7 separate regions of the Mus musculus genome follow, and regions 2, 3, 4, 5, 6 and 7 are each linked to region 1. Evidence: chromatin loops called from intact Hi-C (ENCODE). Cell type or tissue: left cerebral cortex. All regions are shown on one strand.

Region 1 (4,000 bases):
CCCACTTATTGTATATAGCTCTCCTTATTTTCCCCCATGGGCACATCTTAGGCTTTTTATGGTGCACCACCACCTCTCTAGGAGACAGCTGGTTGAGAAATTCATGAAGTGATTGGTTCTTCCTTGTGGTTGAGTTCTAGTTGCTTTGCCTGGTTTTGGGGGTCCTTCAATCTACAGTGCATTCCTTAGTTCCCCTCCTATTGTCCTCATTCAATGGAGTGTAGTCTTCAGTGTAGATTTTGTGCACTTCTCTGACTAAATAATGCATGGGCCTACCATTGTACTTGGCATATATGGATGGTGGGAGGAGCCAGTCTCTGCCAACATCTGTATTTAGAATCTTTCTACTGGATCTCTTTTCCAGAATTCCCATTACATCCCAATTCTTTATTAGCCTTCTCTGATCAACCTAATATTTGGTATTTCCTCTTGCCGGAGTTCTAAGATACTTATTAACAGTACTCATTTAGTGTTTGATATATGTTGTCTTATATTGTTTTGTATGTTTTATTCTAGACAGATTGTATGAACCTGTCTAGTACAAGTGATATCTTGTGTTCATTTCATCTACCCTCCAATTCTAAGATGACCCTTTGAACATAGCAGAGTCTCAGTTAACATTCAGTGATCAAGTAGAACACTAAGGAGCATGCCTTGTGTTGCTATTCTGCTCAGTTCAGATATCATCTTGAATAAAGTTATTTTCAATTTTCCTATAGAATTTCTTGGAACTGTAGGCTTTCCCCCTGGCTTGCCCCTAAAACTGATCACTTGAGAAGAGCTTTTTCCTAGTGTGAAAGAGTTTTGAAAGCATCTAAGCATTGCCTCAGGTAGTGCTTGGACAATCAAAATCTTTTAGTGATCAGCGTGAAGGGATTTAGACTGTCAGGTTGCATTCTAAAGTGGTAGCATAGAGCTGTTGAAACTACCACAAAACTACCAGTTTTGTCACTACTATCCATTTGTGATAATCTCTGTGCCTTGGTTTCTTTGTCTGCAAAATGGGTCTAATAATGACTATCTTATGGAGTCATGATGATGTTCTGCTGTGATACAAAATGTGAGAGGACAGATATTATAAAACACTATGTACATGCCAATAATGAAGTTTCCAGCAACTCTGGGCATGATGGTGGTGGGCGATTGGTTCTCTCCATGAGGTATAAACAGAACTCTGGGCATCCTGGTAAACTCACTGAGAAATCAGGGATTTGCCATGGCCTCAACTGTGACCTACAGATAGAAGAAAACTGGAAAGGAAAAAAAAATATAGACCAGTGAGTTCAGCATCAGTAATTAAGTCAAGTAAAATGGGCTGTGGGATGCATGACAAACATTAGACCCTGGGTATGCATTTCAGCAGATCCTATTGCGTCAACATCCAGAACACCATCTACTCACCTATAACTCTCTTCTATGTAGTTCTTTTCTGTTTCTTGCTTGATTGCTTTCATTTGTCTAAAGCAATCTTGGCATCCTGTGCTAAGCCTGCTGACCCCAAAAGGACACTCTGAAAGCCTGATTTTCTGACTGGTGTGATGTTGCTGCTGGTTTTGGCTGATGCCCAGGATAAGATATGTAGTGGCTATCCATTCACTGAGTGGACCCTCCTCAGCCCCATCTTTGCATAAAGAGCTGGGCAGATTGACGGAGGGAGCAGAGCTAGGTTGGATCTTTTCTGGTCTTTCTCTTTTTCTTCCAGTTTTCCATGTGGCGTCAGCAGCTGAGTAAGGGAAAGCTAAGAGGTTTAAATGTGCTTTTGCTCCACGGGTCAGATTAATAACCCAAAGCCTTTCACACTGGCAGATCAGGGTGAGGCAGTCCAGCCAGAAAGTACTAGGTTATGGGGGCAGTGGCTGGAAAGCCAGATCGTACCAGAGGTGACAGCTGACAACAAATGATGAAGTGGCAAACCCGGTCTGCTGCCTCCCAGCCCCCACCCTCCTGCCTTCTGCCTCTGTCCTCTCATTCTGAGATGGCTGCACCGTGCTCCAGCCTCTGGCGGCTGCTGCCCTCTGCTGGGAAGAAAGCTTCACTTGGTGCGAACATGTGGAGCGCTGTACATCCTAGGAAACCAACCTTAGGGCACAAAGCCATGCACTGCTGAAAATATAGGAATCATTCAAGGGGAGAAGGCAGAGGTTCCACAAGCCCCTTGTATCAAAGTGGTCGCAACTTGTCACAGATCTTTGGAATGTAGCTGTTATGGATTCATTGCTTGGATCCTTCAATTTTCTGTCTGAGTGGAATGTCCCTGGGGAATGTGATTTGGTCTTCTTCCTTAACTGGCTTGGGCATTGTATCTTGCGACCCTCCATTGAGGACCCTTAAACATCACTGTTGGTTTTGTTAAATGAGTCACTTAGGCATAACCTTTTCTTGAGAGAAACTGACAGAGGGAAATGGAATCTTGAGGAGGCAGTAGGGTGGTGGGGTTGGACAGTCTTATGGTTCAGAGGACCCTGCAGAGAGTGGGTTTCTCAGTGGTCAAGGGGGGAGCAGGACAAGGGCCAGATGAAGGAAGCAGGACTAACAGTGTAGGTAATGAACTACCTTACTAGTTCACAGCTTTCCCAAGAGTTGTTTATGCAAATTAGATCGTGCTCAGCTGACCTCAGGAGGGTCCCTGTCTTCAGCATGACAGCAAGGTGACCTTGGTCATTGCTGTTTCTTCATACTAGCATATAGCACAGCCAGACAGGATCTATGACCTCAGTGACCACACAGCAATTCTACTTGAGGGATTTATTTTCATTCCGTTGGTTTCTGCCAAGTCTGTGTTAGAGCAAATGGGGCTCTCCCAGCCAGCAAGTGTCTCCTCGTGATGTGTGTAAACAGTACTGGTCAGGAAATAGGTTTCCTGTTCTTAATGGGCTTGTTCAACCTCGTATTGAGTGGGGCACAAATAGCTTTATTATGAATAATAGTAATGGTAGCAAGCATCGTTGCTATTCATAGTAGGAACATTATGTTGTCAGTTCTGACTGGTCTTTCTTCTGTTAGCTTTATTAGCTTGGAGGCCCTTTGGCTCAGGAATGAGTATAGAATAATACTAGGACCAGTAGTTAGGGAAGGTGTTCCAGGTTATCTTTGTATAACCTGCAGAATACCCATTCCGAGCCTCTCTCCACTCTTACAGTATTTTCCTCCTGCATCCCTCCCACAATTCTCTCAAGGCTTACTCTCCTGCATCCCTTCCATCATCCTCTCAAGGTTCCTCCTCCTGTGTCCCTCCCACCATCCTCAAGGTTCCTTTTGTATCCCTTTCTTCTGGGTTTTAAACTATCCTCCTATCTTATAAGAAAGAAGGACTAACATTTTGTTCTTTTTATTTTAATTAAGCCCGAAAGCCATAGACAAGGTTCTGAGGTGAAATTCTGGTGTGAGGTGGAGACTGTAGAGAGAGTAAGGGAAGCTGGATCATGCATAGAAGTGGGGCTTGTAGTTTTATTTCTAGGACCTTTATGTCACCTAAACTTCAACATGGTGATACCTGATCACTGATGAGATGGCTTGGGATATGGAGGGGTGATTGGGTAACAAGGGTAGATAACTCAGGATTATGAAAAGGCTTAGCTTGTTCCTTCTCCTTTATGAGATCCCAGCAACCAGGTAGCGTCTGTAAACCATGAAGTCTGTCCAAAGATGATACTGAATCTGCTGGCATGCTAAGACTGTGTTAAGGCTGAGGAACAGAAGGGAGTGTTTCTAACTATGCTAGTCATTTTTCGAGATACTGTGAGACTAAGAGGAACTTACACTTGGAATGATTACATTTACAATTAAAAAAAAAAACGTTTCTCAGCAATGCAGCACTCTTTCTGGGTTTGTGGAGCTTACTTAGGTGAGCCTCACAGCGAAAGACTTTCATTCTGTAACTGAACCCCAAAGCCTAGTTTTACATGGACCCAGAACCACTTGAGGCAGTTTTGGTACATGGAAAGGATGAATTTACTCTGGTGATTAGGGGCATGGGCACCGCCATTCTGGAGTTCAGCAA
Region 2 (4,000 bases), 400 kb before region 1:
GCTTTCACAGGAATTGGAGAGTGCTCTGTTCCTAATAGTGCATTGTCCTTTGTGTGGTGGCAGCAAGAGATGATCCTGACTCTAAACAGCTATATTCATGTACAGTGTTCACAGCCACATTCCTGTGTTCAGCTACCCTGGATAATGGCTTGAAGGATTCATGACTCGAGGCTCTAAAACACAGTAGAATGTGTACAGGGCTTATTAAACCAGTGGTGATACAATTATGGAGAGGCTAGAAGTCAAGTTCACATAAGAATATGGTGGCAAATAGCACCAAGCAACAGGAGGTCATAACTGGGGTACAGAAACTGTGCTTCTTCTGGGCATATCCCAGTAGTGGGGCAAAGGAGTTACTAAGACTTCCCCAAATTGAAGGAATATCTGTTCCATCCACAGAGACGGTGAACGTAGCCTTAGCCAGTTATGTGAAAGGCTTAGTTAGCTATTCCCCTTTCCTCCTTCAGTGGGCATAATGGATCTGTAAACACAGTTTGCAAGTTACTTTTGATTCAAGATTTTAGCTAAAGATGACTGTGGAAAAACATTACAAATTCCCTTTTCCATTGTTCAATTTTGTTCAATCGCTCATCAATTCAAAACTGTATTATAGCCTTCTGTGATGAATGAGAAGCCACACAGTGTGATGGTATTGCCGACGATACTTCAAAAAAGAGAGAGATGCCTGCTCTCTGTGAGGTTAAATCTGGATAGGGGCATGGAAACAGAAAGATCTAATGTAAGATAAGACTAGGGAAGGAAATGGTTATTGTGGAAGGCGGTTATAGACGACATCTCGGAAGACATCATGGAGGAGGTAGCTTTTGATCTGAGCTTTGAGGCATGAACATAATGTTAGCTTGATGAGGAGATTGGAAGGAAGAAAAGTGAAGAGGGGGTGTTGGGCTGAGGGGGCAGCATGGGCAAAGAATAGAGGTGTGAAAGCATGTAGTAACTCAGAAAAGGTGATCAGTACACTGTGGCTGCCACTGAGGAGGTGGCTGAAGGGATGTGGCCTGAAATACTTAGTATCTCCAAGGAGAAGACTCCAAGTAATTATATAATCCTCCCACTTATGTTGGCTGGTAGGCAAAGGACCTAGAGGGGGCCAGGTTTAAAAATAACCCATTATCTGAAGCACACGTAATTGTCTCCACACAGTTTCCCTTTCTATGTAGAGCCACAGAAAACTACAGCTTATGGTGGGGTGTGTTTGTAGGCTCACATTCTATTTTTCTTTTATTTTTGAGATTGTAATATAATTACATAACTTCTTCCTTCCCTTTCCTGCATTCATTCAGGACAGTTCCAGCTCAGGCATCCCTAAACCCTAGTCCTGACGTACATATTACTTGATAGAACCTTAAGTTCCTTCTCGCTCTGGGGGAATAGCAAGGGGAATAGCAGAAATGTTTTGGGAGTCTCTTGGACAGCCCCGAACAACAAAGCCTTCCAAAGAAGGCTTCTCATGTCTGGTATTGGGGCTTTTGTTAGGTGGTCTCAGCTCTTTTTTTTTTTTTTTTAGGTTTTTCTCTTTGTGTAAGCATTGTCAGCCCAAATGGGGAAAGTTCATTTAATCTCTATATATTCATACACAGAATTATGCATATTATTGTATGCTTTTTTTACATAAAGAGTTAACAGTATGATTCCATAGGACTTTTCAGATACAATTATTATTTTGTCTAAAGAACCTCCCTTTTTTTCCTTTCTCTGATCAGATCCCTTGTAGCCTGCAATCCCCATCTCTGTTACTCCTCAACCTACTCTGGCAATGGTTCCTTTTTACTTTCCTGTTTTCTGCAGTTATTCCAAGATGTGTACTATACACACTCAGTCATTCCTAAGCATCCATATCTCACTATCTGGTTGCTAGTGTGTGGACTTCCACAGTGAACTATGCAGAAGGCCAAGTGACAATTAAACAAATATCATTGAGCTTGGCAAGAGGAGATAGATGCACTCTGAAAGTTAACTTGAATAATTTCAGACTCCGGACCTCCCACTAGAGTGAAAAATGATGTTTATTGGAGGGAAGCTTAGAATTAATCCTCCAAAATGATAGTAAAGTGAATTCTTTCCCAGTTCTGCTGTGGCTGCTCTTCTTCCCGTTTCTGCTTATTTCTTATTCTGTTTCTTATTATTGTAATGAACTCTGTTCTCCAAAATGGATAAAGTCACCATTCCTATAAGATCAGTTTTGTCTGGTGTGACCAGCTTGATCGGATCACAGTTTAGATTGCAGCTTTTGAATTCACTTGGACGTTTAACTTCTGGTGGGGGAGGGGTGAAAGGGAAATAAAAATGCCGAGTTGGCACAAAAGTAGCTGCACGGATCAGTCAGCTGTCTCCAGGCCCATTCTCTCCAGACTTACTAGTTTTTTTTATTGAGTATCAGGGTTTGAATTGCAGCGGCCATGGGGTTTCACTAGGGGTCATCGGTGTGCAGTCTGGGTGACACTCTGTGAAGAATGCTGGCTCTTCAGTACCCTGCGGAGCCGCCTGGGAGCTCTCCGTGGTGCTGAAGACAATATCCCTCTCTACGAAATTTGAGGGGAAATTGTCTCCTCAGTTCTAAAAATTTCTTTGTTTTGCACCACGAATGGGACAATATGAAATTAGAGTTTAGATGAAACCAGATCTTTAAACTTATAGAATGGATGTCCAACCTAAAATTAATGAAGATTTCACACTTTGCTTTATTATAAAACGCCAACTGATTGTTTTAGAATTTATTATAATATAATAATAATAATAATAACAATTATTATTATTACAGTTTTTGGTTTAGATGATGAGAAAATGAAAGTAAGTGCTTTGATTAGTTTCAGTGAATGTATTATTATTTATTGGAAGCACAAACAAAGAGTTATAATTCATTTATTCCACAAACTGTTAGTATGCTAAACTGTATGCTAGGCTTGGGCACACTTAAGGCTCATAAGGATCAACTGGGTGAACCCAGAATGTTGTATTTCTTAGCAAATGTTGTAATCTTGTTAGTAAGATCACTGGTCTTCAGACAATGGTTCTAGCCAAGGAGATATCAGAGAAAGTGCCTAGAGGATGTGGGGCCTCCTTTTATAACTTCTGTAAACTGGGTGTGGTTAGGTACTGATGCTTATTTGGAGTCTTGATGAGATTCTAAAGGAATTATAGTTTTCTACAATTCTACATGCACTGCATCTTCACCTCTGCCTGTTTTTTGAAACCTCTTTAAGCTTAGGTCTGAAATCAGCTTCCTGCTGGGATCTGCCTCATCCAATTTGCACAGGGGTCTTTGCACTGATTGCCTTGAGGAGTGGTCTGGGAGGATGCCTGATGTTGATATGTGCATGAATGTTCATGAAGGGTTGCAGCTGGGGATGAATATGGTAATACTTATACAACACTTACCAGACTCTGTGATTTATTCTAAGTGCTTTACATAAGTTAAATTATTTAATTATCACAACCTTTGAAGAGAGAGCAACTATTATTGTAACTATTTAAACCGTTCTAAAATTATACTCAATCAATTTATATATTCATTGTGTGTATGTGTGTAGGTTCATAGGTGTATGCATGTGGAGGTCCAGTATCTTTCAGGAGATAGTTCTCACCATCCTGTGGGTCCCGTCAATCGCAGTCAGATTGTCAGATTTGGTGGCAAACACCTTTACCCACTGACTAATCTCCATGGCCCTGTAGCTGTTTAAAAGATTTCAAAATAAGGCAATATTTTCCAATTTGTCGAAGATCTCCCAGCTGGTAGATGGTAAAGCCAGGATTTGATAGTAGGTGGTCTGCTGCCATAGTCCCTTGCCTTCAGTACTCAACCACCAAAGGCTAAAAAGAGTGTGTATGTGTCCTGAGCCTCAAAAGTGTGTATTGCATGTTTGATTTTCCCATTTTCCTGTCCTCCCTGTAGCAAATGTCTCACTCCATTTTACAGAATGACTTCTAAGAATGAGACTTATTAATGTCATTACTGAAATTTTATATACATTTTATCTGGAAC
Region 3 (4,000 bases), 380 kb before region 1:
GGGGCATTTTACTATTATAGGTACTTAGCCTTGTTGCTACTCTATCTTTTGTGAATATTCATGTGCATGGTTGTGTGTGTGTGTGTGTGTGTGTGTGTGTGTGTGTGTGTGTGTGTGTGTGCGCGCACGCATGTGCGCACTTACCCCACCAGTGAATGCGTAGGCTAGAGGTTAATGTCTTTCTCGATCATTCTATGCCTTATTATCTTTTATCAAGGTGTTTGTATGTATGTATGTATGTATGTATGTATGTATGTATGTATGTGCATGTCTGTATGAGTGTATGCCATATGTCTGAAGAGTCTAGAAAAGTGTATTGAATGCCCTAGACCTAAAGTTATAAAGCATTGGTTAACTTCCCCAAAGTGGTTACCAGGAAGTGAACTCTGCCTTGGGTTCTCTGTAAGAGCAGGAAGTGCTCTTATAAATGAGCCATCTTTCCAGTGCCACACAACTTGTCTATTGAGATAGAGTCTCTCACTGGGACCTGGAACTCATGATTTAGCTAGGCTAGCTGGCAGGTATGTCTCATTGATATGCTTGTCTCTATGTCCCTAGTTCTAGGATTATAAGTCACACCACTGCATTCGGATTTTTACATGGGTCCTGGGGAACTCAGGTGCTCATGCCTGCCTGACAAGTACTTCATTGACTGACTGACTTATCTCTCCAACCCTTCCCCTTAAGGCTTTTGTCTTCACATTCCTTGAGCCTTTTACTGATGGGTTACATCTTCTGAATTTTCCTGATGTATTCTGGGAACAAATAAGGTACACAGGCTTTGAGGAAGGCTTGCTAAGGAGGACCTAGATGTGGAACCAGGACAGTTTAGGTCTAGAGTAAACAGGCAGAGTTGAAAATCTGTATATAAGATTAATTCATGAAGACATATTTGTTTGTGTTCCTATGTGTGCTGGTTGCATGGGGGTATTGAAGAATGGAACACACACACACACACACACACACACACAAGTGAGATTGTTATCTAAACGGCCAAACACACTATAATATAGACTCTGCGACTGTCTGTGACCACCTAGGGTTGGCCCAAATGCAGCTAGTTTACTATGCTTATATTATATTATTACCTAATATATTCTGTCTCCAGATTAGAATAACTGCTCACTTATTGACAGTCCCATTGGATGTCTTTTACACTATTCTATATTACTTTCCTTTTCTTTATATGAGCACACCTCTACCTCTATCCAAAGGACTGAAGATTTATTGGGCCAGGGACCGTGACAGATACGTTTGGTGTCTTGTGAGCCTGATACTTGGGACACACAGCGTTAATGATGCCTGGGGTGGGAGAATGCTAGGATGCTGGGAAAGTGTGCTGCAGGAAGCACAGACCTAATAACTGCCATCCTGGGAGGGGAAGCATAGTAGCCCTAGTTCTGGATTTATGTAGACCTGGTTTTAAATTTCTGGCCAGCTATTTCTGTCCACAGGGTCTCCAGAAACATTTGCAAAGCTCAAGATGGACTCCAGTTAGTACTAGCCTCAGTGGACTGAAAAAGATGCTGGTCTGTAGCAATGCTTGACAGCTGTTAATGGCTATTATTGCCATTGGCATTGGCCTGAAGAACATCACTGTTTGAATACATCCTTGTAAAGATGGGGTAGGAGTTGAAAGGACTTGGGGATGTTTTCTTGCTATGGGCACCAAGGTCTGACACTGAGCAAAACCTCTGTGATTGTTGCCACCCACTGTCATCCGTTGTTTAAGCTGGACTAGGGGAATGCTTCCTCACAGAGACTAGTTATCAAATTGGTGACAGATCTCTGAGGGATTTGGAGTGTGGTAGAGATGCCTGGACCCTGTGCTCTGGGTACAAGTCAGGGTAGACACCTCCTTCTGACCCCCTAAAGCTTGAGTCTAGTCTCTACATCCTTTGGCTTTCAGCTGCTCTGGGATAGACTTAGCTATACTGTGGGTCTGTTTTCTGGGGTGAGGGCCCACTGAATGGAAGTATCATTTGTCACTTTCATTTCGATGTCCCTGGCTGCCTGCCCTTGTGTCTCATCTAGATCCAGCAGTCAGAGGTGTTTGTTGAAGGAATGGTTTCCTGTCCTAGTTACAGCCTCGAACTCCACCAGATGCTCAAAGATTGCCCTGATTTTGCAAAGGAAAGTGACTATTCAGAGAAACTGAGGCACACATTAGGTTAGTATCCTCTCTACCTCAGTCAGCAGTGAACAAGTGCACCAAGGAGGAGGTGGGCAGTCCTTTTATTGTACAGGAGTGCAGGAGTGTGAGGATTTCTTTTCTTTTCCTTTCTTTCTTTCTTTCTTTCTTTTTTTAAATCTTTATTTGGAGTCTTGCTCCAGTTCTGGAGAGGAACTCTTCTCTCAGGCTGGGGTGAGGGCGAATGATACTCACTCACAGAGAGCTCGCTTCAGAGCGCCCCTTCCCTGGTAATATCTTCTCAGCTGTTTGTAAAACACCCAGGGAGGAGGTGAAGCCCTAAGCCAGGCAGCCTAGCTGTCTCTTTAAATGCCGGGGTCTGTGTGGGAGAGGGAGGGGCCAACTCTGGAGTGCGTGAAATTCCTGGGCTCCTCTGGCAGTCTCTGGCTCAGAGCGCAGCCCTACACATCTCCTCTTGCATGCAACTCACTGAGCGAGGGAGAGGCAAAGCATCCTCCCCTCACGCAGCCACCGGCAGCTCCAGACACACAGGACCTGCTTTTCGCACCTCCAGCATTTTCCCTTCTTCCCTGCCACTCCCTCCCAGAGAGAGAAAAAAAGAGAAAGAAAAAGGAAAAGGAGTCAGAAAGACTCTGGGATTTGAATCTTTCGAAGGAGGAAACACCCAGCAAACTCAGTTGATTAAACACCAAACTGACAGATTCCCAACTCTTCGGTTCAACCCAGAGGTAAGATTCTGGGGGAAAAGGCAGGCAGGCAGGAGGCAAACCGACTCCGGGTTTTGTACATTCCGGGAAGAGGTTGCACCTGAGAGGATAGAAGTTTTCTGTTGGGAGCGACCAACCTAGATTTTTTTTCTTTCTTTTCCTTTTTTATTTTTTTCTTTTAAACGCTGTATTTGAGGACCACAACTGACCACGGGAATAGATTTTCAACTCTTCTTGTTTTACTTTGGTTTCTCCTGGAAGTTGTGTTCTTTGGCTCGAGACGTTAGGAAAGTCAGAAAATGTTTTAGATTTATTATATTCTTCCTCTTTTTAAAAATCACTTATTTGTTTTTTTATGACTTTCTCCTATTTGATTGGATTATTAATCCAAAATGATGCGTGTCTATCACTTCATTTTAGGTTGATCTTTTTTTCCTTGACATTTTGAAGCCACTTTCTCTCTCTTCCTGAAGAAGGGACTTTGAGAATCACAAGAAGGCAAAATTAGATGGGGACAGGGATTTCCCTTAGCTGAAGTGTGTGTGTGTGTGTGTGTGTACACTCATATGTGTGTTTTTGGAGGGGTGTGGAAAGGTCATTCTTTATAAAATTTCAACTTGGACTCCTACTATCTTGAAGAGGCACACTCAAGAGGTGAAAAGGTTGTGTGTGTGTGTGTGTGTGTGTGTGTGTGCGTGTGTGTGTGTGTGTAGGTGCACAAGTGTATGTGTACTCCTTTCTTTGGATCAGTTACAAGGGAAATCTCCCTCCTCTGCCTTCCATTTGTTTATATTAATGATTTAGTAGCAAGCTTGTCTGAAAACTTGCACTCTGTGTAAGCACTGTGGGTTTTGCAAGCTCTGAGTGACCTTAAAGCTTGGTTCGATGTATTGTTTTTTTCTTTTCTTTTTCTTTTTCTCCCCCCCCTCAAAAAAAGCTCTGTGTTGTATCCAGAGTTTGAGCTGTCTCTCTCTCTCTCTCTCTCTCTCTCTCTCTCTCTCTCTCTCTCTCTCTCTCTCTTTCTCTGTCTCTCTCTCTCTCTCTCTTAACCACAAAACTTAACTGCTCTAAAAAACATTGTACTGATTACAATGGAAAGACAAATCTACCCCCCAGCCTCCATCCTTCCCTAAGCTAGTGA
Region 4 (4,000 bases), 290 kb after region 1:
AATGAACAGATCTTCAGTTTCCAGGTAAGTTTGTTTCTATAAGATACGCCTGCTTTCCTTCATGCAGCCATTCCACTTCTTTCAAGAAATTACTTTAAAAACATCTGCTTCTGTGCTCATAAGCATCCTATCTGCCCATCATCTCCATTCTTTTACAACATCCCCTTTCAAAAGCTCATTCAAAATGGAAAAAAAAAACCAAAAACCCAAAGCTAATATGAATTTAGATGCTGATTGTGTCCTGTCTATGAATGTTTTCCATTTTTGAAATGGCTGGGGAATTAGCGTACCTCTACCCACAGTAATTTAGAATGAGTGGAATTGGATAAGGGTCGTTTCCTCCATCTCCTGGGATTCTAAAAGCTCTGTTTCTTTTATACCTGATCGAGTCTGCCAGTTGCAAAGCTATACAATATAGTGGAGAAGTGCATATGGTTAACTATGACAATTACAATCAGTTCTTTACAATCTGCTGCTGCTATGGGATTTAAATACCATCATGGATGTCAAAAGGACAAAATATTGCCTCTGTGTTTTCTGCTTACAGGTGTTTTTATGATTGGGTTTTGCTCATAAACAGGTGGTTATATGATGAAATCCTTCCATGCATTTATCTATCTTACTTATCTCCTAACATGGCTTCTCTGGGGTATAGTTAAACATAAGCATTGGATTTCTAATGAGCTCCAAGGTTACCTCAGTGTCCCCTGAATGCGGTGCAGTGAGGTGAAAATGAATTTGCTTATGGTGAGTGAAAGGAGTTGAAATAAACATAGCCAATTAGAGAAGACTCCTTCCCACTCCCTCCTTTATCCTTCCTATATATTTTCTGTTCTGATTCAATATTTACTTCTTTTCATTTTTACCATAATAAATACTGCACCCAGTTTCCACGTACCATGTGGTCTCAAGCATGCTTTGAATAGTACTGCATGTAGACATGAGTTGGTATGGTACTGTTACATGACTGTATCCATTCCTAATGTTGCAAGTTGAATCCAAACAGTACAAATATTGCCACTGTACCATTGGCCAAGGAAGCTGGAAAGCAGGTAAGTCAATCCTTTTCCTTCACGACACCTTTTCTACAGCCTTTTTCTTTGTCTGACAGGTAAGTGTGAAGAGGTCCACAGGCACTGAAACTGTATTTGAGAGCCTTGCTCCAATCCCCAAGTGTGTCTTGCTTAAACATGTTTTGAGTTAATGACCATTTGGTAAAGCTAGCAGTCTTTAGTCCTCCTCATTCTTAACTGTCTGAAAGAATGTGTCCAACCTGCCATGCCTTATGATTGAATTATAAACCATGAAGCATAATAAAATCATTAACTTCCAGCATGTCAAGCCTGAGATTCAAGTTGCAACTCGATAAGCATTTGATGGCCTTTCCCCAGCACTTAAGGGAGCAGACCAGTATACTGCTCAAAGAGCACTTTATTATTTCTCAAGAAACTATTAGTTTTGTGGAGTTGCCTGGATATGGCTTCTATAGATCTGGGGGAAGAGGAAAGCTTGGAGAAATGAGAATGTAGAGGAGCAGACAGGAACCCAAAGGCAAAGCCATCTCTTCTCAGGAAAAGAGAGTAATGTTCTGCCTCTGGGTGCTGCTCATCCATCCTGAAAATAAGATTCACTTTTCAGCGTGGGGGATGCTGGATAAAAGCCTATGCTTTACAATTCTGATTACCCTTCCCCTTTTGTTCCCTACTATCAAAAATAATCATATTCTATAAATGTCAGTGGAGTGTGGTTAGAGAGAAGCTACACTTTTGGAGAAGCAGGTGTCAGCTCTGTCAGATCTCTATGAATAGGCCCGTCTCTACACACCTTTTACAAAGGAAGAAAGGTCATTCACCACCCTACTTGTAAAGCTGTCAGAAGATTTCAGAAAGAACTGGGGTAGGCTGTCTTTTTACATGGGAAAGAAATCTGGTTCTAGAGATATTTGGGGCAGTTCAGTGAACAAAAGATATTAATAGAATCCCCCTTGCAGCTTTTCTAAGAACAGATGTCTCATCCTCCAAGAAGGAGAGGCAGCTGTAGGGTTCCCCTGGGTTCATCCCACACAACATAAAGGTGCTATGCCGAATGTGGACAGGACACATGGGCTTCACAGCACAGTGATACTTCTGATCTTTTGCTCCCACCTGCTCATCTCTTCTTACTCCTGGAATACCATCAGTTTACTAACAGACTTCAGTTAACAGTGTGCAAGAAACTTACTCCATCACCTACAACTGAAAATAAAGCCAAAGTTTGGGGCCCTATGTTATGGCTTAAATAGCATGGAAAAAGGAGCGTCACCAAAGATGATTTAGCAAAGCATTTCCCAGAATTTTTCAGACTACATCTCTGATGGTGGGTGAAAAGAAAGGAATGTCAGCCCTCTGGTGGTTGGCATGGGTAAATACACTGAACTGGATCATTTCAATAAGCAGGGAATATCTTCAATCTGCTGCATTTAGAATAGAGTCTTTATTTCAACCAACTAATGAGATTATAAATGTTTATGGTTGCTGAGCTTTCTCAAGGGCAATACATGTAGAGTCTTTTACTAAGCTTCTGCTGTGGCTTGATGATAGACTAATCAAAACTCAAGTTGTTATTGATTTGTAAGACACAGAACTTAAAAATAACTAGATAGCAAGAATATGTAAGTCTACAGGTTCTTAAGACCAAAGATTAGAGAAGAGAGTCCCCTTCTTACTAAACTAGGTTTCCTAGAAGAGTCACTTTCGAGGAGGTGGGTAAAACATGCCTTGAAGTATGGGCTAGAAGTTAAAATGAACATTTAAAAGAGCAGGGGATCAGGGACAGTCCTAGGACCTATACCTTCAAATTGGCCAGGGGAAACAAGGACAGGTTTTGCTTTAGAAATGGGCATCAAGAAAGTGTGGATATATACTGGTAAATGTATGATGTTTACAGAAGGTAAATAAATGAGAAGGTGGTTGCATACATATTTAAAGTACATTGCTATAAAATTGAATCGGTAGGGCATGGGTATTCATTCTGAAGCTAGCAGCAGTGTAGCCTCTGGACTTCCAGACTTCAGAATGAGGCATATAGAGTCATAGTCCAGGCCTGGCACCTATGTGTTCTCAGGCAAGTTACTCAGCCTCCCTGTGAACACTTATCCATCCATTAAACTAAGATAACACTGGGATCTGGGATTATGGCTTGGTCATCACTTGCTATGCAAGTGTGGAGATCTGAGTTTGGACCTCCAGCATCCACATGAAGGCTAGATCTGGCATGACTGCAATTCCATTGCCTGGAGGTAAAGAGAGGAGATCTCTGGCGCTGACTGGAGAGTCATTCTTGCTGAACAGGTGAGCTCCAGTTTGAAGGGAATACTTATTCACAAGAACAAGGTAAAGAACAATAGGGTATACCTAATGTCTACTTCTGACCTGCACATGCACACACACACACACACACACACACACACACACACACACACAAAGATGAAAATGTAGTTTCAGACTCTCAGATGGAAACATTGTGTAGCTCCAAGAAGTAGGAAGTGAAAACGAGGGAAGGTCCAGAATATACCAAACCTGTGCCTCACCCTGGCGATGTAGAGTGCCTAATAGATTTTCTAAAGCAAATGTATGAATTTGGTGGGTGGTGAACAGATGTCACTCAAGGACTTCCAGCCTAAACACTGATTCTTAAATGTACCGAATGACCCACACGAAGCAGATAAGGAGACAGTAATAGCACAAAAGTATGTTTGATGTCCAAAACCAAGTTTAAATTCGGTTCAAGCTGTTCTGTTCTGTGTAAAAAATGAAAATATTGTTGCTTTAAGTAATGTAGTCTATCATTGAAACAGCTCTCTCAAGCTCTTTCTCTAAAGCTCCTTGAGGAGGTGTGGGGTTGGATTTTGGGTGGATGGAGAATAGCAGAGGGGTAGTAACCATTTCCCACAGTCAATATGTCAGCTCTTCAAAGTTGCTGTGAGAAAACTGAACAAAGATCATAGCCTGAGTGTGAAAAG
Region 5 (4,000 bases), 280 kb after region 1:
GATATAGCTAGAGATTATATGAGACCTTAAAGAAGTGACACATTTCTTCCAGGGCCATCCATACTCCAATAAGTCCACACCTCCTTACAGTGCCACTCCCTATGGCCAAGCATTGAAACACATGAATCCATTGAGTCCAAACCTATTCAAACCACCAAATTTCACTCTCAGGCCCCCATAGACTTAACTATAACATAATGCAAAATGTTTTTAATTCAACTTCAGAAGTCCCCATAGTCTATCACAAGTCTTAAAATATTTTTAAAGTCCTAAATTCAAAATCTTTTCTGAGATTCTTGTAATTTTTAAAATATGATCCCCTATAAAATCAAAATAAAAAAGCAGATCACATAGTATTAACATCACAGGATATATATCACATTCCAAAATGTCATAGTAAGGAAATATTGGACCAAAGAAAAACCAAAATCCAGCTGGGCAAGCTCAAAACTCCATCTCCATGTCTGATGACCAACTCCTTTCAGCTTTGTTGACTACAACACAATTCTTTCTCTTGGCCTTGTTCCACTCCTTGTTACTGGCTTTTCTTAGGATGTATCCCACAACTCTGACATCTGTAACATTTTTGGGATTTCCAAGGGAACTTTAACTTCATAGAATCTTGTTCCATTGTCTGATCCATACATGATCTTCTGAGCTCCTCTAAAGAGCTTGGATGACTTCTCCAGCTCACCCTCTGTAGAACTCTAGGCTCTAACTTCACTACTATTGCTGTTCTTGGTGATCATTCCACAGTACTGGCATCACCAATTTTCTGGAGTCTTTCACTTCAACTAGCCTTCATCAATAGCCTCTCATAGGCTCTCTTCATGGTGCCAAGCCTCAAATTCTTTGCATGGCCCCTTCATTCCTTGGCCACCAACTGCAACTGAGGCTGGACCTTCACCAGTGTCCTCTTACAGTGCCAAGTCTCAGCTGCTCTTGATGACCCCCTCATGCCTTCTAAAGAAGAACCACCTGGGTAATTCTTAAAGATTACCCGCTGCTAGCATGAAGCCTATCTCTAGAACACAGCTTCATTTTGCTCTCAGAAAACACTTCTGAGAAGATTTAACCTCAATGATGCTGATCTCTTCTTAATCACGGATAATTTCTTAGCTCCAGCTAACCAGCATTAATTGTCCCAGTAACCCCTTCTATTTTTGATTCTAAAGCCAGAACCACATGGCCATAGCTGCCAAGTTCTGCTGCTTGCTGGAGCTGGAACATAGCCTCTTCATTCTATTAAATCTCATGAGTATTATTATTATTATTATTGTTATTGTTATTATTATTGTTATTCCCTTCATTGCCTAAACTTGGCTCTCTTGGAGCTTGCTCTGTAGACTAGGCTGACCTTGAAATCCAAGATCTGCATGCTCTGTCTCCTGAGTGCTGGCATTAAAGACCTATATCACCATGCCTGAACCCAAGCTCTTCTTTACTGGAAACTTGCTCTATAACAGGCTCGCCTTGAACTCAGAGGTCTGCTTACCTCTGTCTCCTGGAATTAAAGGCATGTGCCACCATGTTGGAACCTAAGATTTTCTTTAATTCCTTTTAACAGGATCTATACCTGTTCTGGATTGCCATTATTCCAGATATAGTCAAGTTGACAAGTGAGAATAGCTATTGCAATCGATCCCTTCTCATTTTGACACACAGTCATATCTCTTTATGTCTCAATGAAGACAATAACCAGGTGATAATAATGGCAAACATGATATAACTCTCTATGGTACAACTGCAAATGCATAAACAATAAGCTTAGTTGTGTGGCATCTTGCCCTGAGGACACCACTCCCTTAATTCCATTTAATTTCCTTGAACACAAGAATTAACTCCATTCTACTTCCCAGTGCCACTTTAATACTTGAAACATATATTTTGTTTCTTTGCCTTCATTTTCAATATGTCTGAGTTAGTGCATTGTGCTGGGACTGACAATGTGCACTTTAACAACCATGTTCTACTACTGTGGACAGTTTGCAGATAGGCTGCTTAATAATAATAATAACTTTGCTGCAACTGAATGCTGCAATTTAGAGCTCCTGGGAAGGGAAAATGGTGGGCAAATTAAATCATCTATGTCTTCTGGGCTCTATCTTGAATTTTTTCACAACTTTCTATTTTTGGTTTCATTCCACTGCACAATTAGTGCCTTTTATGTAGGGTACATATTGAGGTATGTGTGGTTTACATTGGTGGGAAGGAAAGGTTTCCACATCAGAGTTAGGCAGGGAATATTAAGTAGACTCAAACTGGGGAAGGTTTGTGGTTGGCTCCTGCAGTGTGTGGGAGTTAACACCTTCTCTGCTGCAATTCAGGATCCAACTAAAATCCGAATACCCTTCTTTTGCACTGAACATTGGAGGGTCCACAAAATAGCAGAGCACCTAAGGCTCTGTCTCGGAAGTCTGATTTCATTAAGGCTAGGCTAAGACTTACTCCTTAACTTGTATCGCCACCTACTGTCCACCTGTGTAAGAGACTTGCTTGTTTTACACAGAATTCCATCTCTAGCCTTAATGCTCAAATTTTTCTTTCTAGAAAATCACCTTTAAGTTCAAAATAGCAGCCAGCTTCCTACTAATATTAAAACTTTTCATGTATGATATCTTTATTTATTTACTTGAAAATACTTATTCAGGCCAGAGAGATGGCTCAGCAGTTAGGAGCAAGGTACTGCTCCTGTACAGGACTTGAGTTTGGTTCCCAGCATTCTTGTCAAGGGACTCACACAGCCTGTAACTTCAGATTTTATCTGGCCTTCTCAGGCACTGCAATTCTGTGCACATATCACACACATGCACACTACACACAGACACACATAAAATTAAGACTACATTTGAAACCGTAAAGACATTATTCCCTTAAGCACTTCACATTGTATCCAGCTATGGATAATGGTCTCTTCGATCCTTCCCAGTGTTCAAGTGGAAATACTTCCCAATCCAATTCCTATCCTTTTCTATTACAGAATGCTTCTTACTTGAGAAGAGTGAGGAATACTGTCCTATAACATTGTTCCTGATTCCTTTTAGAAAGGGGAAGTGTATTTTGAGAAAACCTGTTTCCTCTCAATGTCAGCCATGCTATCTTCAGAACTAGAGATGGAACTCTCCCTTTAGATTGACCATTTCCAAGTTGATTCTTAATTTGGTCATGTGTGAAAATATGCCAGTTATTTGAGCTCCCAGCTTTCATGAAGACCCACTTTTTCAAAGTAGATCGCAAAATAGCAGTATTCAAGAAAACCAATATTTAAATAGCAAAGTCTTGCTTTATGATTTCAGATCTGTGTTATATTGGACAGCATGTTTTCCAGTTGTTTGCTAAGGTCCCAAGGATGGGGATGTATGTAAGGAGACCAAGATGGCTAAACATAGTTTACCTGAGCAGTAATAGATAAAGAAATATAGATAGATGTGAGTAACACAATTCCTTCTTGGTATTAGGCATCAGATGCAGTATTCACCATGGGAAGAAAAGAAAAGCAAAACTTCTGTGTCTTTTTGTTCATCCCTTTGTCTCCACTGCTCAGATGATATCCTGGAGTTTTGGAGTCAAGTCTAACTTGCTTAACTTTCTTAAATTTCCTTCCATTGACCAAGACTTAAAGTATCTCTCTATTTAGAAATCCTCCAGAAAACCTGTTCTAAATCACACTATGACTTCAGGTTAACAGCCTCTGTGGAAAATATTAATTTATTCTTACAACTTTGTGCAGACTTCCTCGATGTCTGGAGACTATTGATGCATAGACATTCCTGGAAATGTGCCTGTCATATAGAATTGAAATCAGGCATGTTAAGCTATTACACTAACAGCAGCTGACATATATTAAGAACTTGTTGCTATCTGCCAAGTGTCCAATGTTACATGGATTATTTAATTTAGAATAACATTGAGAAATTGGTAGTGTTCTTTCTACTTTACAGATTGGAAAGTCAAGGCATATACTGCTCAACTAGCTTAATGTTAGGGACACTTTAGGAAC
Region 6 (4,000 bases), 700 kb before region 1:
CTAGCAGATGCCAGGCAGAGAGCTTGGTGCTGTTATCCCATATCCTCTGTAGCCGCCCTGGGAAGTCCTTGACCACCCTAGACTGAATCAGGCCCACACAACTCAGCCCCCTCCAAGGGTTGCATTGTCGCTTGATTGGCATCAGGCCATTCTATTGCAAATCAGAAAACCTTTAGGGATGAAGACCATGACAGTCCATTTCCGCTGGACCTGCAGCACCTGAATAGTAAGGTGTATACTAGGAATCAGTGTTTAATAGGTAAAATGACCTTTCCCAGGTTTTGGGTTGTTTTTGTTTTTTGTTTTTGTTTTTTAACTGACTTGTGGAGCTGGTAGTAAGCAGCCAGCAGCCAGCTAAAGAGATCTTGTGTACCGGCAATGACTTGGCCTGCAGAGAGGCTCGTGATCTGACCATGTGGGGCCCTGGGCAGTCACAGATGCCTCCAGCTGCCTTGCTCTGAGGAACATTTCATCCAGAGGGAGAAGGAGTGAGAGGCAGATTGACTTAGGGCTGGAGGCCAGGGGGAGCAGGACTCGGATAGAGGAACCACGGGGCTGGCCTTGGTGCTAGCCAGCATGCCTTTGCTTCTTGCTGAGACTGTTGGCCTCTGGCTTCCAGCAGTGTGAGATTCATCCCCCTTCCCAAGCTAAAACGAAATAAGTCACTGTAATAACAGTGCTGAGCACATCATTACTGGCATGTGGCAACTCAGCAGGGGAAGATGTGAGGGTGGGGGGTGGGGGGGGAGAAGATTAACTCTTAGAAGCTTCGGAGTAAGGAGTGGGGCAAGAGCAGTTCACTGCCTTCTTCTAGACCAGGCCAGGGCAGAGGGAGGTGAAAAGTCAGAGTGTCTTCAGTCATGGTGGGCCCCCCAGCTGGCTGCAGGGTGTTTGGGGTTGGAAGATGTCTCCTAAAGATTCGTGGTGTCTTCTCCAGTCTCCTCCAGCTTTGTAGGACTAAGCCTAATGGCTGTGTGACCACTGCCTCTGTTTGTCTGTCGTCCTCCCGAGATAGTGATGCTCTCATCTGGGTTCTAGATGAAACTAGAACATGGGCTGTCCCTCACTCCTGGGGAGCTTAGAAGCCTCTGGTTTCTTACCACAGGCTCCATAGGTACCCAATCAGAGTCTCCCCCCCCCCCATGAAAGTGGTGTTTGTCCTCTAGGGACATGCTCTGTCATCTGTGGGCGGAGGGGAGGGGAAAGGGGCTGTGTGGGAGGCTGGGTAGGTGAGTATGGGGCTGTGAGGGCGGAGGAAGTCACTCACTCTGCACCCCCTCCTCTTCCAGCCCCTCCCATGAACTGCTTGGGAAGAACTCTCTCTTTAAGGACAGTGTTGATGAACTGTACAAATTCCTGCTCTCTCTGGCTGTAGGACCCCTGCAGCAGCGGGCTCCATCCCCGGTCCCAGGATGTAGCTAGAAGAAGCTGAACATTCAGCATTCACCGTTTCCTTAGCTCTCTTGTCCTTGGCCAGGCTTTAAGGTCATCCTGAGTTCAAAAACTACAGGCAGGCGTAGGCAGGAGCTGTAGCTTAGCATACTGCTTTGGTCCCGAAGGCTTGGTTCATATGTTTCTTTAGGACCCTTCCCATCCACAGAGTCCCTGAGAGTCTTTTGTGTATTCAAACCTTTTCCTGTTCCAGGTTGTTGAGGCTGGCCTGAGAGGGTGTCCCCACTATAGGGATGGGATATAAGACAGAGACAACATCATTGCTGTGTTCTTTGCCCCCTGATAACACTTGGTTCCAGGTGAGGTCCTACCCCTGGACATCAGGTGGTACCACGGTACAGAGAAAAAGGTCACTGAAGGTCTTCATCTGTGCATAGGGACTGGCTCAGAAGAGTTCTGGGGGCCACTAAGCTAAGTGAAAGGCAGCAGAAAATAATAGGAGAAGGCCCAAGAGCTGGTGGGGCTTAAAGTGACAGGGACATTTTCTCCTGTCTCAGAAGTGACCTTGGTCTGGACTGAGTTGAGTATCTCAGCTGTTCTCCTGACTACTCTTAGGGCCACAGGTCCAAATGCAGTATCTCGTTTGGTCAGCAGGTGGCACCTGAGTTTACAAGTCAGGGATATGTGTTGGAGCCCTGGCCCTTTCCTCACAAGGGGTACCCTGAAGGATGAGATTCAGGCTCTTTTTATTCTTGGGCATGGTCCAAGGAGACCAGACTGATATCCACCACAATTGGGGCAGGTACAGGCCCGAGTCATGAGTCAGTTGACTGTTGCTGAAGTTTGAGTAACTGTCCTCTAAAGATCTGTGTTTTAAAAGGCCCTAGCTTTGGAGTCAGGCCATCCACCTGTAGTAGAAAGGACCTACTGGGAGGAGTTAGGCCACCTAGAACTGTAATAGTTACTCTTCTTGTTGATGTGGTAAATATGTGAGAAGAAGTAACTTAGGAAAGGAGGCGTTTATTTGGTTCTCGTTGTGAAGGTAAAGTGTGGCGGCATGTCCGAGGCTGTCACAATGCACCTGTCACCAGGAGGTAGAGGACAATGAACACCACTGATTAGCTCTGTCTCCTTTTATTCAGTATGGGACCCTAGCCTGCCACACGCTTTTAAGGTGTGTCTGCTTACCTCAACTAACCCAATATAGAGAATTATTTATAGACACTGGGAGCAGGTTAATTTCTGTGGCAGTTCTGATAACCATTATTACATTGATTGCCAAGACTGACCATCACAGGGACCCTTGATGGGATTTGTTAGCCTCATCTCTCTTTGCTTCCTGATCATTAAACAAGCATTCTGCCCCCACCCCACCCGCTCTCAGTCTTTGGTCTCATGCATGAGTCCTATGAAGAAGTGTGAGCCTCCTCCAGTTATAACAGCCTGTGATTTGGAGGCTCAGCACCTGATCTTCCTCTTCCTTCTTTTTCTTGCTTGTAGAAACAGCTGGCATATGTGGGAACAGGAGCAGGTTTTAGACCCTGATGTGGCCAATTATGGTTTGACCTCACTCCAGACCCCATCGTGTGAGATAGGTTGATCAAGGTAATGCCCGGTTACACGAGGGTCCAACGGGTTTGCAGGAGAGAGAGGGATCTCATTCAAGCAAATGGAGACTTTCTGAAGCGTGTGGCATGTGACCCAGGTTCTTCAAAGATGAGCGGGATTAGCAAAGTTACAGATGGGAGGAAGGGCACACTGGGGGTGATGTGGGCTCAGCCAAGGTGTAGTGGTAGGGGAGGCAGAAGCTGGGAGGTGGCTGAGCTTTGTTGACTAGACTGTAGTGTTTAGGAGCTGAGGCCACGTTCTGAAAGGCCTGCAATGTTCTTTTCAGGATGTGAGTCTGAGGGCATGGATGAACTGGAGAGGAGACTGAGCAGGGGACGCTGAAGAGACTGACCTAGAGATAAGGGAGAAAGAAAGGCAGGATACGCTGAGCCTGGTTGTCTCAGTGATGCAGAGATGTGGTTACCTTGTTGTTTGTTTTTTATTTCTCAAGACAGGGTTTCTCCGTGTAGCCCTGGCTGTGCTGGAACTCACTCTGTAGTCCAGGCTGGCCTTGTACTCACAGAGATCTGCCTTCCTCCCCTTCCCAAGTGCTGGGATTAAAGGCATGCGCCCTCATGTCCAGCAGATGTGGTTATTTTTTATAAGTGGGCAAGTAAAGTAAGCAGAGTTCAGGGTTAGTGGCGCCCAGGAAGTGATCATAATGATTATCAGCTACACTGGCACTGCCATCTTTGTCAGCTACACTGGCACTGCCGTCTTTAATTGCAGACACACTCCTGCATAGGCATGTCTCTCCACGGACACAAGCGAGTCAGGATGTAACATGTTTACAGATGATCCAAGCACGTAGACACGGTATGGACATCCATATCGTAGTTCTCGAGATGCTGGGATCATGAGTTTGAGGCCAGCCTGCGATATGTGAGTGAGGCTATACTGAAATAAAGGAAAAGAAAACAGAGCAAGCAAAATGGAAACCATGGACAGAGGCTCCTTCACCCCTAAAATTTTAGGAGAAGTTAAAGAGAATGACGTCACT
Region 7 (4,000 bases), 110 kb before region 1:
TGACACAAAGCCACAGCTCCACAGACAAATAGCATTATTTTTAGATTTAATAGCTTATAAGGGAGGTGGTCCTTATAATATGTTGGAATGTGAAAAGAGAGAATCTTGGCTAACTGTAGCTGGCTTATTAGGGGTAGTGCAGGGTAAATGTCACTATGGCTAACTTGCCCCAGACTACCTGGTGAAGACGTAGCAGCTGCTTCCATTAGTGTTTGTGTTTGCTTCGACCTAAATGCGGCTTTCCTCTTCTAGTCTTGGCCTTATTTCGAGGTGATTTTTATGTCATGGCCTGTATACAGTTTTCTGAGCATACCCTTTAGTCAGCATCAGAGAATTTAGCTTGAGAGCTTTAAATTGGAGAGTAGCATTGTGTGTCATGGAAGGATGATGCTGAGTTGGATATAGTGGTGCATGTCCAAACATACTCACCTAAACCAAACCGCTTCCCCCTCAAAAAGCCTTGAGTTCTCTGTCCATGGTGCCGTACCCAAAACTCCCTGAGGTAAGAAACCTGGGCCCTCTCATCTCCTAAACCTATCTTTCCTGAGTAGAGAGACCACAGTTCTGTGGAAACAAGTCTGGGCTGGAAGCTAGGAGATTTAGTGACAGTTCCAATCACTTGCTCTGTGGCCCCAGGCAAACTAGCCAACCTCTCTGTTTCAATGTTCCCACTGGTAAAATTGAGTTGCTAACATTCTGTCATTCCCGGCTCGGAGTGCTGCTGATTTTTCTGTGAGTAAGTGAGACAACAGATGTTAAAGTGGGATATGAATGCTCTGTATGATTATGTTGCTATTATTGCCTCTCAGCCTTTTAATCATACATTTTGACTGTATCGCTTTAATTCACGGAGGCACCCTAAGGCCTAATAACATATAATGCAGTGAGCAGAAAAATCAAACAAACAGATAAATGCACTGGGGGAAAGAAGAGATAACTTTACTATGGATTTCAAGCTTGTGAATATATGGCTGGATAGCTTAGAGTATGTCTCTAAGAAGAAAGATAATAACCAGCGAAGAGTCACCATGTCTGGATGGATAGACAGTGAAGAAGACCACCTTGAAAACTCATTCCTGCTCTGCTTTTGAAAGGATTCTTTGCCCTCCATGAAATGGCTGCAACCATTTTCTTTTGTTTATTGTACTTGCTACCATCCAGGCTATAGGGGATAGAATCCCTAGGTTGTGTATTCTCCTTACAAAACATGGAATCACAATAAACTAAATCCTTACCTCTGAAAGACTCACTTTCTCCATCAAGAAAATGGGCTTCATAGCAGCAATAACTGAAGGTGATGAAGATCACATTTTAAAAGGAGTTTGGGTAGGTGGTAGCTGTCACGATTCTCCCCTGGTATGCTTTGGTACAGGTATTCTATTAAAAGGTCTTTAATTGTCTACTTTTTTTTTTGCCTTTTGTGCATTGTTTTAACTTTTCCAGATGTATTTTTCTCTGATTCTTTTTGTTAAAATTTTATCTTTCAACTCAGAGATCAAACACTGCCATTTCTGACTAATTTAACCATAAGTGGTAGTTTTTCCTACCTAGACTTCCTTTACTATGAACATTTTACCCCAAGAAGGGACTTGTGATTACCTAAGTACATCACTGCTTTCCTCAATGGATGATAAGATCCTGGAAGATGAGATCAGATCTAGCATAGTGCCTGGATTGCAGTAATTGTCCAGAACCTACTTAAATGCACATGTAAGGGCAATGTATGCATTACCTGTCCTCTTAACCTTTGGCAGTAGAGTATGGCTAGAGGAGGTGAGCAGCTACCCATGGCTATTGATATATTGACTGAGAACATTGGGCTTGTATAGTCAAATGGGAGCTTGAATGAGGGTTCCAATTTGGAATAAGGACATGGGAACTGTTAAAGACACATTTCATCATGGTCATTCTTGGTCTAGCCTTGGTCTTGGAGATGTTATGAAAACACAACATTGGCTTTGAAAGGTTTCTTTTTATTTCCAAGCCCAGAGCTAGTGAGCAGTCATGAATCAAGAAATTGTGTAATATGTAATCCTACCAGAAGGTGGCACACTACACTAGTTCCACGGTCTGTTGGCTTTGCTCCTGGGGATTCCCCAAATAAATGTGGGTATTTTGACAGGTAGCATTCCGTGGTGTCTTGCCTATTCTAAAGCCACTGCCTCCTTATTCTGTCTCCATCCCTATGGCACTCTGCTTCCCCATGAGGTATAAAGATGAAAGTGATTCTAGTCCATGGTGAAAACAGCCAATGGATTTTCACCTCTTGGAAGATTTCTGCTGAGGTAAGATGAAGGGGTTGAGGCTACTTCTCAGTTTCTGCGTAGCTACATATCCAACTCAAAGCATAAAACCTTTTAATTCCCATTGTATTAGTAGGGAGTTATTGGTCATTGCCCCTTTTTCAATCAAGGCATGGGAAGAAGGAGAAACGATCACTCTCTTCCTTCCTTCCTTTCTTCCTTCCTTCCTTCCTTCCTTCCTTCCTCCCTCCCTCCCTCCCTCCCTCCCTCTCTCTCTCTCTCTCTCTCTCTCTCTTTCTTTCTTTCTTTCTTTCTTTCTTTCTTTCTTTCTTTCTTTCTTTCCCTCCCTCCCTCCCTCTCTCCCTCCCTCCCTCTCTTTCTCTCTCTCTCTCTCTCTCTTTCTTTCTTTCTTTCTTTCTTTCTTTCTTTCTTTCTTTCTTTCTTTCTTTTCCTTGATGCCTCTGAACTCTCTTATTATTTCTGATTCCTTGTGTGAATTATGGGGAAACACTTCACTTTGTGCCTCTCCCTGATCTCCTATGTGTGCTTAATTTTATTTATATTGCTCTTTATCATCTTCTTGGACTTTCACAAAATATTTCTATGGTGTATAGTGCAAGTAATCATCTCATTTCTTAAAACCCAAGTGATAAAACCTCCTACAATTCTCTGCAATCATCAATCCTGTCTTCCCACAGGGCTGGGGACATGACTTAATCGCTAAAGTGCTTGCCATGCAAATGTGGGGTCCTGAGTCACATTACTAGGACCCACGTAAGAAAGCCTCGTAAGAAAGCCTGGTATGGTGATATGTGCATATAATTTCATTATTGAGGAAATGGAGACAAGAAGACCCCTAGAACTTACTGGCTAGTCAATCTAGTCAAATTAATAAAGTCCGGATGACTTTGAAAAACTTTGCCTCAAAGGGTAAGGTAGACTACTGCTCTAAGGAGTGACATCCAAGGTTGACCCCTGTCTCCACTTGCACATGGACAACAAACATACATGTGAGTCTTACAGGAACACATACAGCTACACACATAAATGCAACAAAGAGTTGGTTTACATGCATCATTTAATTTTTGAATATCTATTGGTTTTTTATGTAAATGCATAGTTTGCCTGCATATATGTTCATTCACTGCTTGTGTGATTGGCACCTGTAGAGAGCAGAAGAGGCCATACTGGAGTCTCTAAAACTAGTTACAGACAGACATGAGGTGCCATATGGGAGCTGGGATTGAAACCTAAGTATTCTGGAAAAGCAGACAAATGTTGTTCAGTGATGTGCCATCTCCCCAGCCAAGATTTAATTATTATTTTTAATTTATGTGTGCACATGTGGGTATGTGCATGTTAGCACAGGTACCCACGGAGGCCGGAGGCATCCTTAAAAGCAGCGAGGCACCCCAGGTTTATGCTGGGAGCTGAGCTCCATCCAGTACTCCGCAAGAGCTGAATGCACTCTTAGTTTCTGAGTCATCTCTCCAGCTGTTTGCTTTTTAAATATAACATATGCTAGTGCTCCTTTAAGAATGTTATACACATATGCAAGGTATTTTGATAATATTCATGTTCACTCTTTTCTCTAACTTCTCTCACACCCACCTTCATTTATCCTAACTTCCTATTATCTTTTGAAATTTTTTGTAACCCACCTAGTCCAGTTTGTGCTATCCATATACTTACCAGAGGGGACCATCCACCGAATCATGGCCAGCCTTCTAGGGACCACACCTTTAAAGAAAATGACT

The links. Peaks named below come from ENCODE experiments on the same cell type or tissue, not always from the same donor. Only the 100,000 strongest peaks of a DNase experiment are listed, where the experiment ranks them.
Region 2: a loop joins it to region 1, with 5 times the contacts of the local background. A loop is called at or near these places in 12 of 42 quality-filtered maps.
Region 3: it touches region 1 in a loop (2.5-fold over the local background); 8 of 42 quality-filtered maps call a loop at or near these places.
Region 4: it touches region 1 in a loop (2.2-fold over the local background); 2 of 42 quality-filtered maps call a loop at or near these places.
Region 5: it touches region 1 in a loop (2.3-fold over the local background); 2 of 42 quality-filtered maps call a loop at or near these places.
Region 6: a loop joins it to region 1, with 2.8 times the contacts of the local background. A loop is called at or near these places in 13 of 42 quality-filtered maps.
Region 7: it touches region 1 in a loop (8-fold over the local background); 15 of 42 quality-filtered maps call a loop at or near these places.

What each region holds. Positions count from the first base shown.
Region 1 is chr12:89,104,603-89,108,602 of GRCm38, forward strand. All of the region lies in intron 3 of Nrxn3 (neurexin III), which reads left to right. Among named protein-coding and RNA genes, the nearest start is that of Gm40537, 130 kb to the left of the region's middle. In left cerebral cortex, a CTCF peak has its summit at 2,000 (motif pointing left); DNase peaks (open chromatin) are centred at 1,983 and 3,644; H3K4me3 peaks cover 401 bases; H3K27ac peaks cover 1,057 bases.
Region 2 is chr12:88,707,003-88,711,002 of GRCm38, forward strand. No RefSeq gene overlaps it. Among named protein-coding and RNA genes, the nearest start is that of Nrxn3, 86 kb to the right of the region's middle. In left cerebral cortex, a CTCF peak has its summit at 2,432; DNase peaks (open chromatin) are centred at 986 and 2,365; H3K27ac peaks cover 342 bases.
Region 3 is chr12:88,720,307-88,724,306 of GRCm38, forward strand. It overlaps a transcript of Nrxn3 not described here. Among named protein-coding and RNA genes, the nearest start is that of Nrxn3, 72 kb to the right of the region's middle. In left cerebral cortex, no CTCF peak of the experiment used is centred here; DNase peaks (open chromatin) are centred at 2,088 and 2,572; H3K4me3 peaks cover 1,794 bases; H3K27ac peaks cover 903 bases.
Region 4 is chr12:89,393,333-89,397,332 of GRCm38, forward strand. The region is part of intron 9 of Nrxn3 (neurexin III); the gene reads left to right. Among named protein-coding and RNA genes, the nearest start is that of Gm40537, 420 kb to the left of the region's middle. In left cerebral cortex, a CTCF peak has its summit at 2,393 (motif pointing left); DNase peaks (open chromatin) are centred at 1,967 and 3,704; H3K27ac peaks cover 2,507 bases.
Region 5 is chr12:89,381,016-89,385,015 of GRCm38, forward strand. The region is part of intron 9 of Nrxn3 (neurexin III); the gene reads left to right. Among named protein-coding and RNA genes, the nearest start is that of Gm40537, 410 kb to the left of the region's middle. In left cerebral cortex, a CTCF peak has its summit at 2,482 (motif pointing left); a DNase peak (open chromatin) is centred at 2,463; H3K27ac peaks cover 221 bases.
Region 6 is chr12:88,403,264-88,407,263 of GRCm38, forward strand. All of the region lies in intron 4 of Adck1 (aarF domain containing kinase 1), which reads left to right. Among named protein-coding and RNA genes, the nearest start is that of 3200001D21Rik, 28 kb to the left of the region's middle. In left cerebral cortex, a CTCF peak has its summit at 2,039 (motif pointing right); DNase peaks (open chromatin) are centred at 479 and 2,040.
Region 7 is chr12:88,990,275-88,994,274 of GRCm38, forward strand. The region is part of intron 3 of Nrxn3 (neurexin III); the gene reads left to right. Among named protein-coding and RNA genes, the nearest start is that of Gm40537, 20 kb to the left of the region's middle. In left cerebral cortex, a CTCF peak has its summit at 2,037 (motif pointing right); DNase peaks (open chromatin) are centred at 698, 2,074 and 3,658; H3K27ac peaks cover 1,360 bases.